Regions from separate parts of the Homo sapiens genome. Here region 2 is linked to region 1. A link is an interaction called in ENCODE POLR2A ChIA-PET data of the cell type or tissue named here. Cell type or tissue: PC-3. All regions are shown on one strand.

Region 1 (8,000 bases):
TGGAATGCTCATACACTGCTGCTGGGAATGCAAAATGGTGAGCTACTCTAGGAAGATAGTCTGATAGTTTCTTAAAACATTAAACGCAAATTTACTCCACACCCCAGCAATTCCACACCTCTATATCTGGTCTAGAGAAATGAACTCCATGTCCACACAGACAGTGTGACAAGACAAGTGTTTACAGCAGCATTGCTCAAAAGAGCCAAAAAGTAGGAAGCCCAAATGTCCATCAACTGGGGAATGGAAAAGGAAGGAGCTGCTGATACATGGTATAACATGGATGAACTGCAAATACATTCTGCCAAGTACAAGAAGCCAGGCACAGATGATTAGACAGTGTATGATTCCACACATAGGAAAAGTCAGAAAAGGCAAATCTATAGTCAGAGGAAAGAGCAGGGATTGCCTGGGGGTTGGAATGGGAACTGTCTGCACATAGACATAAGAATCTTTTTGGAAATGTTCTAAAACTGGACTGTGGTGATGACTACAAAACTCTAGAAATTTACTAAAACCACTAACTTTTATACTTAATGCAAGTAAAACTTACAGTATGTAAATTATCTCAATAAAGCTGTTTAGGCTGGGTGCCTTGGATCCTGCCTGTAATCCCAGCACTTTGGGAGGCTGAGGCAGAAGGATTGCTTGAGGCCAGGAGTTCGAGACCAGCCTGGGAAACAGAGCAAGACCCCATCTCTACAAAGCATTTTAAAAACTAGCTGGGCGTGGTGGTGTGCACCTGTGGTCCCAGCTACTTGTGGGGCTGAGGTGGGAGGATTGTTTGAGCCTGGGAGTTTGAGGCTGCAGTGAGCTGTGACCAGGCCACTGAACTTCAGCCTGGGTGACAGAGCTAGACCATGTCTCCATAAGAAAGGGAGGGGAGGGGAGGGGAGGGAAGAAAGGAGGGGAGAAAGGAAGAGAGAGAGGAGGGAGGAGAGGAGAGGAAGGAAGGACGGACAGACGGTTCCAGACCTATTATTCTAGAATCCGCCTTTTCCATTTATATTGTGTACATCTTTCCATGCCAGGATGAAAATTCCACCTGAACTGTTTTACAGCTACATGGCATTACTCTATATAGATGCTCCATAAATTATGTGGAACAGTGATGTTTCCTTTTTTATTATTATTACTGCAATGAATGTGGCAATAACTTCTTCATATAGGGATCTTTGTGACACTTTTGTTGAAGAAAATGCTATGGTGAGATTACATACAATACAAATTATAAACACCTATTTTATTATCTCGGGTTTATTTCAGCAAGGCATAATACTGCCAAGAGATGCCCTGTGACAGTCTTCAGTCAACAAGAAACCTGGACATAAAGGGAGGCTGCTGTGCCCCGGACACTGGCCCCCAGTGTGAGAAGGGCTCCTGGTAGAAGCCGCGGCAGCCTGGGAGCCCTCAAGCTGGCTGCCATGAGCCAGCTGGAGAACCTGGGAGCATCCATCCACCAACTGGGCCCCAAACACACCATTCAGTAAAGGAAGGTCCTTCTTATTTCACCACAGCCTCTAGAACCACTGGTCTGGGGAGGTGACAGCAGTCAGGCATGAACCAGACAAGAAGGTCACCAAGCCAGCTGATTTGGGAATGCTGGGGCAGGACACAGAGGACAGCAAGCGCCAAGGGACTCCACGCCTTGTCCGGCCACTGGGGATGAACAGCTGTCTAGGACTCCTTCTGTCCCACATAAGTGCATCAATGAAAGAGGGCACCCACCCTCTCTGCAGCTACACCCCCGTCACCGTGGCTTAGTGGCAATGGGGTCACGGGCCATGGACCCTAGAGCTGGGCAAGACCTGTAACCATCTGTCTAGAAGATGCTGATAAACCTCTCTGTTTTGATCCAAATAAGTCAAAGAGAGGCAAAGTGACTGGGCCAAGAGCAGCAGGCCATGCTAGCACCCACAGCCACGGTGGCCACATCCCCTGGTGTGCCGCCATCCCAGCCACGCTCGATTTGATTGCAGGCTCAGACTCCACCATGAGCGTGGCAGGGTCAGCAGAGTTATTCCCGGTGTTTAAAGACACAGCCTGCGGACTCTCATTATTTAGTCCTCTCATTCACTAATCTGTTCTATTCTCCATCCTAATCCCTCAACCCTGGTCTTCCAAGGTAAAGATTTCAGTGCATCTTTGACATGTCTGTATCTTCAGACAAGGGCCCTAACATATCAAAGGCACTTAGTGTTTGTTGCTTAGATATCTAAAATGACATTTTCTTCACTGGCCCTTAAGGCAAGCACAACAGCAAAAACCAACAGCCGTTCGACTTCTGTGAGGCAAGCACGGGTTTTAGAAATACTAGGGTAGAGAGGCGGCCCTGGAAGCCATCAAAGAATAAAGAGAAAAAGAAGAAACTTATCACCAAGGAGCAAAGACTTGGCCAGATGTCTGCCAAAATAGCAGGGTGAGACAAATCGATGGGAGGACAGTTAATTCCCTAATAGGCATTTTAAGTGCACTTGTAAACGGCCTCTTGTTTGTGAAGGGTCTGGAACAGGACCAAAACCCACAAACTCACTAGGATCTTCAAGCAGGGGAATTCCAAACTAATGCAAAAAGCCTTGTTCAAACACAGAAGTGCTCTACCTAAAAATAGTTCTAATTACTTTTTAAGACAGGTTTTCAAAATATTGGTTTAATTTTACACTGTTTATTTAAAATTGGTAATAGTTACCCTAATCGATTTTTAACAATGAACATTTTTTTAAAACCACACTGGACGGCTCAACTGTTCCTTTAATGAGCTTCCAAATAGGCCTACGGAGGAGCCAACACCCCACAAATAACTGCAGACACGACAGGCGCCTTCAACCTCTACACACAGACAGGCCTCCCGCCACTCTGGGCCCCTGCAGCAGGCGTGCTGCCCCGCTGGCATGAGTGCAGGTGCGCCTGCATTAACACATGAAACAAGCAGGTTACACATCAGTTCATGTATATGATCTCCTGCTTCTACAGAAATAAAAAGAGCTGCCCCGATACAAGTATACAGCCGCACAGTCCACTAATGAGGACAGCCCAGACTGTGGGACTCGCCATCCATCTCATAACTGCCTTGGGGGCCACATTACACACAAACACAGATTCCAGAAACCTTCAGACACCGAAAAAACATGTGCCATAGGCCCAAGCAATTAGGATATTACAAATGATCAGGAAATGGCAGGCGTGCTGTACCATCTGAATAGCGTTTGATGATTTTTTAAAAACATTTTGTTTATCCAAAATACTAATTTTCATATCAATTTAACCTCCACAGACAACACTTAGCTGCAATCTGTTTCTCAGACCAACCCATAGAGCATTAAGAATTAATGTGATCCAAGCAACTGGCGAATTCCAAAAGCATCATGAAGCTTAAGATCACTTCAAGCCAGAGCCCACACTTGTTTCACAGCCCTCACTTTTCCGGTCCTTGCCCTCTAGAGCACTTCTCAATGCAACAAAATCCAACCCAAGACCTTGCTGCAAATTAAAAGACCTCACTAATGAGATAACAAAGACTGGGCTTGGCGCGGTGGCTCACACCTGTTATCCCAGCACTCTGGGAGGCCAAGGCAGGCGGAACACCTGAGGTCAGAAGTTCGAGACCAGCCTGGCCAACATGGGGAAACCCTGTCTCTACTAAAAATACAAAAATTAGCCAGGCACGGTGGTGGGTACCTGTAATCCCAGCTACTAGGGAGGCTGAGGCAGGAGAATCGCTTGAACCCAAGGGGCAGGAGTTGCAGTGAGCCAAGGTTGTGCCACCGCACTCCAGCCTGGGCAACAAGGGCGAAACTCCATCTCAAAAAAAAAAAAGAAAGAAAGAAAAAGAAAAGAAAGAAAACAGAGACTGATTACAAATTTCAACTTCCTAAATTTTATTTAACCTCACTTTGCTGAAAATACACTAAGAATGGCCAAAAATTGCACATCTAAGGTAGAAAGAAGAAAAAGCAAAGTGAGTCAAGGCCATAGAACACTCTAAAATCAGGGGTCCATGTGTTTCTCTTTCCAAGCAACGTCACCCTAAGTTAAATGCCACGAATCCCAGAACCACACTGCTCACTTACTAAGCCATGTCTTGGGTCGGAAAGAACACAAGGCCAACAAGTCCAGACAAGGCAACAGAAAAAGGAGATGCAGCACACGAAGATACGAACTGGGAGGAAAGGAGAAGAAAAAGAAGTCCTGGCCCAAAGGCAGGGCAGGCAAGGCTGCGCTAACATGCCTGGTGTGGTCAGACACATCTTTGAGGACCCTTTTCTCGTCAAAATTTCACACCTGAAGGGGCTACTTCTGGAAGCCAAAGCCACCTACGCCATTTGAGGTTATTTTAACCACGATCATACAACATTCCAAAATTACCACCTTAAAACTCTCAAATATATAATACATATATTACATAATTATAACTAAACCTTTGACTGGCTCTAAGGAAACACTCATTTCTTTTGGATCAATGCTCAGGTTCTCTGCTTTCAGACCAGCAGCCTAGACGAGAGCTGGGCATTACTGGAGAACTCAGTCTTTTTTCCAGCTGATGCTTTTGGACACAGTCACACTGCTGATGTGATTCTTACATCTGACTTCCAGCAAAGCCCTAAAAACTAGTACACCTAAAATTAACTTACATGATCAATGCCTCCCATTCAAAAAAGTTCTCTTCATTCATGGGGCCTGTAGGGTGAGAAAAAATTTCACAACATTTTAACTTTGAAGGAACTTTGGCAATTAAAAGTAAATTATAAGGAAGTTAACTTTGGTACCTTACCTGCTACAATTCCTTCCGGAGGATTCAGTGTTAATTCTATAAAATTAATAAGTAAAACCATTACCAAACAGAATAAATGTTACATTGTCATTTTAACAAAACACCTTTACAAAATATATAAGCCTATAAACCATAGAATATGCATATTAACAAGTGAAAATTCTGTTTGCCCAAAGTGAATACCTAGTACAATAACGGTTCTGATAACAACTACACAAAGTTTTTTTGTTTTTTTTTTGTTTTTTTTTGAGACGGAGTCTCACTCTATCACCCAGGCTGAAGTGCAGTGGTGTGATCTCAGCTCACTGCAAGCTCCACCTCCCAGGTTCATGCCATTCACCTGCCTCAGCCTCCCAAGTAGCTGGGACTACAGGCGCCCACCACCACGCCCAGCTAATTTTTTGTATTTTTAGTAGAGACGGGGTTTCACCGTGTTAGCCAGGATGGTCTAGATCTCCTGACCTCGTGATCCGCCAGCCTCGGCCTCCCAAAGTGCTGGGATTACAGGCATGAGCCACCGCGCCGGCCCAAATAGTTCTTTATACCAACAAAACATAGACTTTTCTTTTTCTTTTTCTTTTTACAAATGCAAAAGCAAACATAAGGGGTACACTGTCTTTCCAAACTGTTCCTGCTGGTTACTTTGTTGCTTAGTTTTGAGACAGGGTCTCACTCTGGTTGCCCAGGCTGGAGTCCAGTGGGCAACCAGAGTGAGACTGGGGAAATTAATAAAACAGTAAGCAAACATACAGAAAAAAAAAAATCAATGAAACCAAAAGGTGGTTCTTTGAAGAGACAGAAAATTAATAAATCCTTGCCAAATAAATATAAGGTATAAGGACTGAAAAAGAAATAAAACTCATTATTCACAGATGCTATGTCCATATATACAGGAAAGCCCAAAAGAATCTAAAGATAATTAGTAAAAGTGAGTTTGGCACAGTTGCTGAATATGAGGCATATATATATCTTTCTAAAAGATATATAAAAATGCAAACAATCCAGAATAGCCAAGACACTATCTTTAAAAAGAATAAACAGAGGGCCAGGCGCGGTGGCTCACGCCTGTAATCCCAGCACTTTGGGAGGCCGAGGCGGGTGGATCACCTCAGGTCAGGAGTTCGAGACCAGCCTGGCCAACATGGCGAAATCCCATCTCTACCAAAAATAGAAAAATTAGCCGGGCATGGTGGCATGCACCTGTAGTCCCAGCTACTTGGGAGGCTGAGGCAGGAGGATCACTTGAACCCAGGAGGCGGAGGTTGCAGTGAGCCGAGATCGCGCCACTGCACTCCAGCCTGGGTGACAGAGCAAGACTCTGTCTCAAAAAAAAAAAAAAAAAAAAAGAATAAACAGAAAGCTTCATCTATGAGTTACCAAGCCTTCCTTACAGAGCTATGGAAATTAAGGCAACGTAGCACTGGCTCAAAGTTAAATTGAACAATGGGGCACAAGAGAAAGCCCAGAAGCATACCTGTACCAACAGAGACCCTGACTCGAGGGAACACAGAGCTATGGCCCAGAGGCAAAGGGCAGTCTTTTCCATGAATGATGCTCATCTCTAAGACAAAAAAAAATCAAACTTTCCCCATCTCACACCACATATAAAAATCAAAATAGGTAAGAAGAAAAATGGAGGCAGAGTTGAAAAGAGCCACTGTCAGAGTCAACACGAATGATGCTGTGGTCCAAACGCTTGCGTCCCCCCAAAATTCCTATGTTGAATCCTAATGTATGTGGTATTGGGAGGTGGGACCTTTGGGAGGAGATTAGGTCAGGAGGGCAGAACTCTCATGAATGGAGTTAGTGCCTTTATAAGAAGAAACGAGAGATTTGCCTCTGGCCATGTAAGGGCACAAGGAGAAGACAGTCATCTGCAAACCAGGAAGACAGCCCTCACCAGACTTCCCAGCCTCCAGAATTGGGAGCAATAAATGTTTGTTGTTTAAGCTCCCTGGTCTTTGGTATTTTTTTACAGCAGCCTGAACTGACTAAAACAGATGGCTAATAAGCACATGAGAAAATGCTCAACATTGTGAATCATAAGGGTAATGCAAATTAAAACCACAATAAGATACAGCTCAATAGCTTCAGCATTATCAGTATCTTTAGTCACAAAAGAATGGCCAAAATTAAAGACTTAAAGTGCTGGCAAGTTTAGCAAGTAGATCTCTCATGCACCACTGATGGGAATGCAAAATGGTTTGGTTACCCTTTGGGAAAGAAGTTTGACCATTTCCACTAAAATTACATATATATTGACTCTAAGACCCAGCAATTCTACTGGGTCTTATGTTGCCATAGACTTTTGTGTGAATGTTCATAGTAGCTAAATTCGTAATAGCCCCAAACTGGAAACAACCCAAATGTCCATTGATATGGTTTGGCTTTGTGTCCCCACACAAATTTCATCTTGAATTGTAATCTCCAGGTGTTGAGGGAGGAACCTAGTGGAAGGTGACTGGATCATGGGGGCAATTTCCTCCATGCTGTTCTCATGACAGTGAGTTCTCATGAGATCTGGTGGTTTTATAAGTGTTCGAAAGTTCCTCCTTCACTCTTCTTTCTTGCCACCTTGTGAAGAAGGTGCTTGCTTCCCCTTCGGCTTCTGTCATGATAAGTTTCCTGAGGCCTCCCTAGCCATGTGGAACTGTGAGTCAATTAAACCTCTTTCCTTTATAAATTATCCAGTCTCAGGGAAGTTCTTATAGGAGTGTGAAAACAGATGAATACAGTAAATTGGTACCAGGGGTACTGCTATAAAGATAACCTGAAAATGTGGAAGCAACTTCAGAACTGGGTAGTAGGCAGAGGTTGGAACAGTTTGAAGGGCTTAGAAGAAGGAAGATGTGGGAAAGTCTGGAACTTCCTAGAGACTTGCTGAATGCTTTTGACCAAAATGCTGATAGTGACATGGACAATGAAGCCCAGGCTGAGGTGGTCTGAAAAAGAGAAGAGGAACTTCTTGGGAACTGGAGCAATGGTCACCCTTGCTATGTTTCAACAAAGAGAATGGTGAGATTTTGCCCCTGCCCTAGAGATCTGTGGAACTTTGAACTTGAGAGAGATGATCTGAAATTGGAACTCGTGTTTAAAAGAAAGCAGGGAATAAAAGTTTGAAAACTTCGCAGCATGACGGTGCAATAAAAAAGAAAAACCCATTTTCTGGAGAGAAATTCAAATAAGTAACAAGGAGCCAAATATTAATCGCCAAGACAATGGGGTAAAT
Region 2 (8,000 bases), 140 kb before region 1:
AAGAGACAATAGTGCCAGGTTCTAGACAGAGGAAAGACTTCACAAGAAGATCAAAGTTATGCAAATATGAGATGCATTGGTGGCCCAGCCTCTACCAAGGTGGAGGGAAGAAATTCCGCACCTAGACTCTGCTGTGGCAGGCTTCAGCGGGAAGGCTGTTCTTAAACAACAGGGATCCGGAAAATTTACCACCCACAATGCTTTCTGAAATTTTTACTCAGCAATTTCCAACAAGAAGAAACACGACCCCCTCTTTTCAAACGTCCACAAAAATCCACAGACACCCATCAAGGAAAATCTAAAGAAAATAAAAATAAAGTCTAATAAAAATAAGCAGACATGAAAGATGGAAAAAGAAGTATGCTCACAGATTCAGAGATTTTCCTGTTTCAGTATAAGAAAATAGTATGGGTATATTTATCCTAAAATTTGGAAATATAAATTAAATGTACTGTGTCCTAAAAAATATAAATTACCTACCCTGAGTAACAAGACAAAAATTTTAATACAATGATATCCAGGAAAATATGGAAATGGTATTGAAAAAGCTCATTCTTCAGAAGGCAGACTCAGATGTTTCAAAGATGTATACCATCAGCCTTCAATACAAAGACTTTTCTGTGATACTTGAAATATTCCAGAGATCAGAAGAAGCCAGAGGTCCTCTGGATTCCTCTAGTAAGACTGGTGACATCCTGATGCCAAAACCAGGAATAACAGCGAGAGAGATAGGACTGTAGACCAACATCATTTAAAAAAATAATGTAAGAGATTGTATGAACCTACAATAACAGAAAACTAAGCCACTATGTATAGCCATTATGGGAAATAGTACGGAAGTTCCTCAAAAAATTAAAAATGGGGCCGGGCGCAGTGGCTCATGCCTGTAATCCCAGCACTTTGAGAGGCCGAGGCAGGCAGATCACGAGGTCAGGAGATCGAGACCATCCTGGCTAACACGGTGAAACCCCGTCTCTACTAAAAATACAAAAATTGGCCAGGTGTGGTGGCAGGCGCCTGTAGTCCCAGCTACCTGGGAGGCTGAGGCAGGAGAATGGCGTGAACCTGGGAGGCAGAGCTTGCAGTGAGCCGAGATTGTGCCACTGCACTCCAGCCTGGGCAACAGAGCGAGACTCTATCTCAAAAAAAAAAAATTAAAAACTTAAAAATTAAAAATGGAACTACCATGTGATGAGCAATCCCACTTCTGTGTATTTAAACAAGACAAATTAAAGCCAGAGCTCAGAGATACCTGCACTGCCATGCTAACTGCAGCACTATTCACAACAGCAAAGATACGGAAGCAACATAAGTGATCATCAACAGATGAGTGGATAAAGAAAATGCGGTGCATATGCATGATGGAATACGATTCAGCCATAGAAAGGAAGGAGATCCTGTCATCTGTGACAACATGGATGAACCTGCACACACTATGCTAGGTGAAGTGACCCAGGCACAGAAAGACAAATACTGCAGACCTCACTTATTTGTGGAATCTAAAAAAGCCAAGTTCACCAAAGCAGAGAGTAGAATGGGGATTCGAGGGCCAGGGGGTGCAGGGAGTGGGGACATGTTGATGACAGGATACAGCTTCAGCTGTGCAGGATGAGTCAGTTCTGGAAACCTCATGTGCAGCATGAGGACAGTTGACTGTAACACAGAACGCAACATAGTAACACCGAAATCTGCTAAGAGTCCATCTTAAATGTCTCATCACAAAATAAAGGTAACTACATGGGGTGATGGACATATTAATTAGCTTGACCGTGGTAATCATCACACAATGTGTACATGTATCAAGACGTCATGTTGTATACCTTGAATTTATATAATTCTTGTTTGTCAATTATATCTCAATAAAGCTGGGGAAAAAGGGATAATGAGCTATTATCAAGTAATGTATATCTTAGATCACTCAAGTTACAAAGGGTATCATTAACTATACTCATAAAATAGAAGCAGAAAAGCCACTGGAACTCTCAGTAGATTAATACACACACATTCACACACATACACACACACATACACAAACAAACTCACTCCTTCCTTAAAAGCCTGAGGCAAAATTCATGATAAACTAAAGTAGGAAAACACTGCATGCACGAGACCAAGGCTGTGCGACAAAGCAGCAAACATCGGCTTAGTGCGGAGTTGCGGGAAGCATTTCTGTTAACTTTGGAAACAAGACCAGAGGGCTGCTGTCATCGCGTCTCCAGCATTGTGCTGGGCAGCCAGCCACGACGAAAGGGAGTCAAATAAAACAAAAGACTACGTTTTGGAAAAGAAGAATCCAAATGTGTGTCACTTGCAGAAGACCTGGCCGTGGGCCACCCTGCCCTCCAGACTCACATCCCCTCCCGGCACCTCCCTCTCCCAGCCAGGGCCATTTAATCCCTGCCATTCAACTCACTCAGATCCCCAGAGTGTCTGCTTGATTTAAGAAATGGTTTGATCATTTGATTGTCCACAGAAGCTGCCCTGCTGGCCCCCAGTGGAAAGTTCCATGATCCAAAAAGTCATGTCTCCAGTGAGTCCAGGGCTCTACAGTTGCACCTCATGTTGTGGCTGACGTAAAAAGACTGTACGTGCACTGTGTGTGTCTGTAGTACATCCACTAATACGATGTCACCCTAGACTTCCTGGCTTTCCTATCATCTCCTGAAAGCATCACCAAGTCCTTCAGTCCCAGAAAGCGGATTAAGCACACAGATCTCACACACCTGTACTAATAATCACTGAAAGGATATTTAAAGAGTTATAAAAAATGAAATCAAAATTATCTAACAAAAACGGGAGGCTCAGCAGGGTCCTTCATATGTTTGTAGAAAAGAGAAGCAGACAGAAACAGGTTAGGGAGTAAATTGGAGCAGGACCCTAATGCACTGGAATAAAATAGTCTTTTATTCAGAAAACTGAATGAACTGCCACCAATGAGCAGACTATCTGATGTCCAAGGAAACAAGAAAAAAACATTTAAAAACTCAAAGTAACATCATCAGAGTGAATGGATAACATATTTCATTCATCACAAGATGAAATAAAAAGTCATAAAAAGAGAGACCAGGAAAGATGAAATTATTATTAAAAATGGAAAAACACTTCGGAGATAAGTCTTTATATTGAAAGGCTCAATAAGTTCTAACCACTGAAAGTAAAATAATGCATTAGCCTAGAAACAAAAGCGTGACACTTTAGAACAATAAAAAGAAACCCAAATGCTCCCAGAGAGTTAAGGAAAGAGAGAAACTAAAAAATGACAAATGACCAGTATCAGACTGTCATCGGCAACACTGGACATCACAAAAAAATGGTGACATGTGTTCATCATTTTGAGGAAAAGTAATTTAAAACCAGAATTTTATACCCAGCTAAACTATCATTATAAATGTGAGGATAAAGTTGACATATTTTCAGACAAGCAAGGAATCTTAAAATGTATGTCCTAAAATCACCATATATGAAAAAGTACTTGATCTTTCACCAAGGCAAAATGAAAATTGAAATAATCCAGAGTGCAGCTTCAAATAAAACAAAGAGCCTCTGAGGGTGGCATGGAAGAGCTGAAGAGACAAAAATAAAGCTTGGATCCACCAGCTACTGAATCTCTGAGCATTCTCCTTACAAGGTGTGAGGGATCGAAGGGAGGGCCACTTAGCTTTTTTTTTTTTTTTTGAGACAGAGTCTTGCTCTGTCACCTAGGCTGGGGTGCAATGGTGCAATCTCAGCTCACTGCAACCTCCACCTCCTGGGTTCAAGAATTCTCCTGCCTCAGCCTAAGTAGCTGGGACTACAGGCACATGCCACCATGCCTGGCTAATTTTTTGTATTTTTAGTAGAGACCGGGTTTCACCATGCTGGCCAGGCTGGTCTCAAACTCCTGACCTCGTGATCCACCCACCTCAGCCCCCCAAAGTACTGGGATTAGAGGCATGAGTCACCACGCTCAGCCAGCTTCCTCTTATCTTATCGTCTGTGCCGTTTTTATTTCATATGAAGTGTACATTTTTCTCCATGTTTATGTTTTAAGATGCTAAAAGTAATAAAATATATCTAATCAGTCCAGAAACAGGATAGGTGGAAACAGAATTGCTTCCTTTGGAGAAACGTTCATCTCTAAAACCTCAACTCAACAAAAGCTTGCTTGAAATATTTTCCGGCCGGACGCGGTGGCTCACGCCTGTAATCCCAGCACTTTGGGAGGCTGAGGCGGGTAGATCATGAGGTCAGGAGTTCAAGACCAGCCTGGCCAAGATGGTGAAACCCCGTCTCTACTAAAAATACAAAAATTACAGCGTGCCTGTAATCCCAGCTACTCGGGAGGCTGAGGTGGGAGAATCGCTTGAACCCAGGGGGCGGAGGTTGCAGTGAGCTGAGATCGCGCCACTGCACTCCAGCCTGGGTGACAGAGCAAGACTCCCTCTCAAAAAAAAAAAAAAAAAAAAAAAAAAAAAAGGAAATATTTTCCACCACATTTCTGTGGCCAAAATAAAAACTGATGAAGAAACAGAGCCCTGCGACATACATACCAGTTTAATAAGGGAAAAACAAAGAGATAAACCAGCATGAATGATGCATCTCCAGCCACCAGCTGTAAACACCAACAAGGAAGAAAAGCTTGTGGAGCCTCCTGTTGGGACAACACATGCCAGGGAGGGATTTAAAAGCCCCACAGCCCTGAGCACCTCACTCACTCACTCACACACACACTCACACACTCACTTACACCTCCCCCAGCTCACCTCCTCCCCACCCCAGCATGGCCGCGTCCACCATGTCTGTCTGCTCCAGCGCTTACTCCGACTCCTGGCAGGTGGACGACTGCCCAGAGAGCTGCTGTGAGCCCCCCTGCAGCGCCCCCAGCTGCTGCGCCCCGGCCCCCTCCCTGAGCCTGGTCTGCACCCCAGTGAGCTGTGTGTCCAGCCCCTGCTGCCAGGCGGCCTGTGAGCCCAGCGCCTGCCAATCAGGCTGCACCAGCTCCTGCACGCCGTCATGCTGCCAGCAGTCTAGCTGCCAGCCGGCTTGCTGCACCTCCTCCCCCTGCCAGCAGGCCTGCTGTGTGCCTGTCTGCTGCAAGACTGTCTGCTGCAAGCCTGTGTGCTGTGTGCCTGTCTGCTGTGGGGCTGCTTCTTCGTGCTGCCGGCAGTCTAGCTGCCAGCCAGCTTGCTGTGCCTCTTCCTCCTGCCAGCCGGCCTGCTGTGTGCCCGTCTGCTGCAAGCCTGTGTGCTGTGTGTCCACCTGCTCTGAGGATTCCTCTTCATGCTGCCAGCAGTCTAGCTGCCAGCCAGCTTGCTGCACCTCCTCCTCCTACCAGCAGGCCTGCTGCGTGCCTGTCTGCTGCAAGACTGTCTACTGCAAGCCCATCTGCTGTGTGCCTGTCTGCTCTAGGGCTTCCTCTTCACGCTGCCAGCAGCCTAGCTGCCAGCCAGCTTGCTGCACCACCTCCTGCTGCAGACCCTCCTCCTCTGTGTCCCTCCTCTGCCACCCCGTGTGCAGGTCCACCTGCTGTGTGCCCGTCTCCTCCTGCTGTGCCCCCACCTCCTCCTGCCAGTCCAGCTGCTGCCGCCCGGCCTCCTGCGTGTCCCTCCTCTGCCGCCCCGCAAGCTCCCGCCTGGCCTGCTACAGCCTCTGCTCAGGCAAGAAGTCCAGCTGCTGAGTGCTCAATCCTTGTCTCCTGCTGACTGTGTCTTTGCTGCCAAGCAGGATTCTCCAGTCTCAGGAGCCCCTGGAGTCCTCAGAATCCACCAGCTCCATCAGTAGCCACAGAGCTGCTGCCTGAAGGGGATTTTGAGCGCGTCACACTTTCCTCCCCACTGTCTGGGAAGAGACAACCCACAAATCCCTCAGCAGGTGGACTGTGGCTTTCTGGAGCCCCCTTCTCCAAATGTGTTGCTTATACCCAATGTGACAAAGAAGAACTGCTCTAATCAATAAATTCTTGAGTCAGGAAATACGGGCTGGTGTGCACTTTCTGCTCTTCCCCTGAGCCCCTCTGCCTACTCCAAATTTGGGGTGTGGGACCCACTGTCTTGTTAAAGGCAGACAGGACAGTGTCTCTCATTCCGAGATCAAACACTTGGAAGACAGCAGGCTTTGAAAGCAAATGTGATCAGCTCCACACTCTTCCTGCAGCCAAAGCCCTGCCCACAGGGGATGAGCCTCCAAGCTGAGCCAGGGAGGGGAGCAGAGCTGAGTGGGCTCGGCCTCTGGTGAGCTTTGGGCCACCCGCCCATGCCTGTCCCCTGCCAGTCCAAGCTAAAGCTGAGTCGGGAAGAAGCAGAAATCCCGTTCAGTTGGGACCTGAGAGCCCCAGGCACCGTGCTGGCCTCGTGGTGTGTGGGCCGTGGAAAAGGTGCCCACACAGAGGGCTGCCCCGAGAGTTTGAGGGCCACTCTGTGTGCTCTGAAGCACTAGCAATTTCATGGGCCCCAAGAGGGGTCCTGGAGTTACTCAGACGTCACTCATCCTACTCAGGGTTTAAGGCCTGGGTGAGGAGACACAGAGCAAAAAGACACCTTATCGATGAACCCTTAGGACAGTGGGAGAGGATGAGGCTGTAGTCTCAGTGGACCACTAGCACTGGAGAGTGAAGAGGGCACTAGTGAGACCAGTCAGGTCAGCACCTCCTCAGGAGGCTGGGAGGGCCCAGGGAAGAAGCAACAGAACAAAAACCCCAAGAGGACCTTGAACCAGAAAGTAGCTGAATTTAAACCCACGTGGACTCATAAATCTCTCAGTCTTCCAGAGTTTATTCAACCCGTGTCCGTTACTTGCTTATTCAAATATTAAGAAAAATACGGCCATCCCCATAAATAAGTGGACAAAGGCCTTCATGGACCTTTCATAGCACAAACAGTTAAAAAAAGAGGGGGAGATGTTTCCACCTCACCACTAACCAAAGGAACAGGGGAGCCTAAGGCACAGGGGAGTCGGCACAGGGCGCACCAACATTGCTGAGGCCAAGCCGCTGTGCAGCCAGCGGGCAGACGCACCCAGGGCCGCAGCCTCCAGGGCACCAGAGACTTTCAGCCTCCCGATGGCTCCCGAGGGGAAAGGCAGGGACAGCCATGGCCGAGCACAGCTTGTGACACCCGGGCCCCTGTGCTCTCTGTGGCAGCTGACATGCAGGTCTGCTGGTGGCCGTGTGTCCATGCAACTGTCCAAGCCCACGCGGTCAAGCTGCCGTGCCAGACGCAGAGGAGAAACTAGGGCTGCAGTGGCGGGGTCCCCTCCCTTGTGAACGTGCGTGAAGGTGCTCACAGCACAGCGACAGCTCCGAGTGCTCTGCCCCTCCCAGGTCCCGGGGTGCCCCTCCTGTCTGTGAGGGAGATGCGGGACCCACTGAGTCAGGGGCAGCTGCTGCCTGCAAAGGCATCCCGTGAAACCACAGGAAACCGCAAAGCTCCCTCCACCGCCTGCTGGACAGAGCCGGACGGCTCCTGGGGACCGGGGGAGGGTGTCTGTAAGGCGAGGACATGGTTGGTGCATGCTCGTCAGGGTGTGATCAGAGACCCTCCAGCCTGCAGACACCCTCGCCCAGTTGTAAGGGTGAGAGCACAGCCCCAGGCGAGGCTGCTGGCCTGGGAGGAGGGATGAGCAGCGGTCTGTGGAGGAGGCCTTCTAAGGAGTCCCCCTGCACCTCACATGCTCATCAATACAGGGCATCCTGGTAACGGAAGTTTCTAGATATGGGCCTCTCAGCAGGAGGGGTACACTGGCTGGTGCTCCTCTTAGCTGATTTCTTGGTTCCCAAACGGCTCCCCCGCTACCCACGTGTGCCAACAGCCCCCTTCTACTGAGGACAGCACCCCCTCCAGGCAAATCCCACTCATACCCAGGACGTGCCCACACCCCTTCTCCCGTGTGGCCCACACGCATGCCACAGGGACCAAGCTGGCTCTGTCGGGGCAGCCCTCGGTTTTGGGGGCCAAGCTTCCCATTCTTGGAATTAGTGCAGGCATCCCCCATACAGGCCTCCCTCCTTCTGCAATAGCTTCAAT

The links. Peaks named below come from ENCODE experiments on the same cell type or tissue, not always from the same donor. Only the 100,000 strongest peaks of a DNase experiment are listed, where the experiment ranks them.
Region 2: POLR2A ChIA-PET joins it to region 1 with 7 read pairs; 2 of 35 experiments call an interaction of 5 or more read pairs at or near these places.

What each region holds. Positions count from the first base shown.
Region 1 is chr21:44,783,289-44,791,288 of GRCh38, forward strand. UBE2G2 (ubiquitin conjugating enzyme E2 G2) reads right to left here. Exons shown (of 6, transcript NM_003343.6): 2 at 4,772-4,807; 3 at 4,632-4,677. Among named protein-coding and RNA genes, the nearest start is that of UBE2G2, 15 kb to the right of the region's middle. RefSeq lists a silencer at 5,104-5,328. In PC-3, no CTCF peak of the experiment used is centred here; no DNase peak of the experiment used is centred here; H3K27ac peaks cover 506 bases.
Region 2 is chr21:44,641,700-44,649,699 of GRCh38, forward strand. The region is part of intron 1 of TSPEAR (thrombospondin type laminin G domain and EAR repeats); the gene reads right to left. It overlaps KRTAP10-11 (keratin associated protein 10-11), which reads left to right and starts at 4,715. Exons shown (of 1, transcript NM_198692.3): 1 at 4,715-5,951. The coding sequence starts at 4,760. The coding sequence ends at 5,656. RefSeq lists an enhancer at 5,390-6,254. In PC-3, no CTCF peak of the experiment used is centred here; no DNase peak of the experiment used is centred here.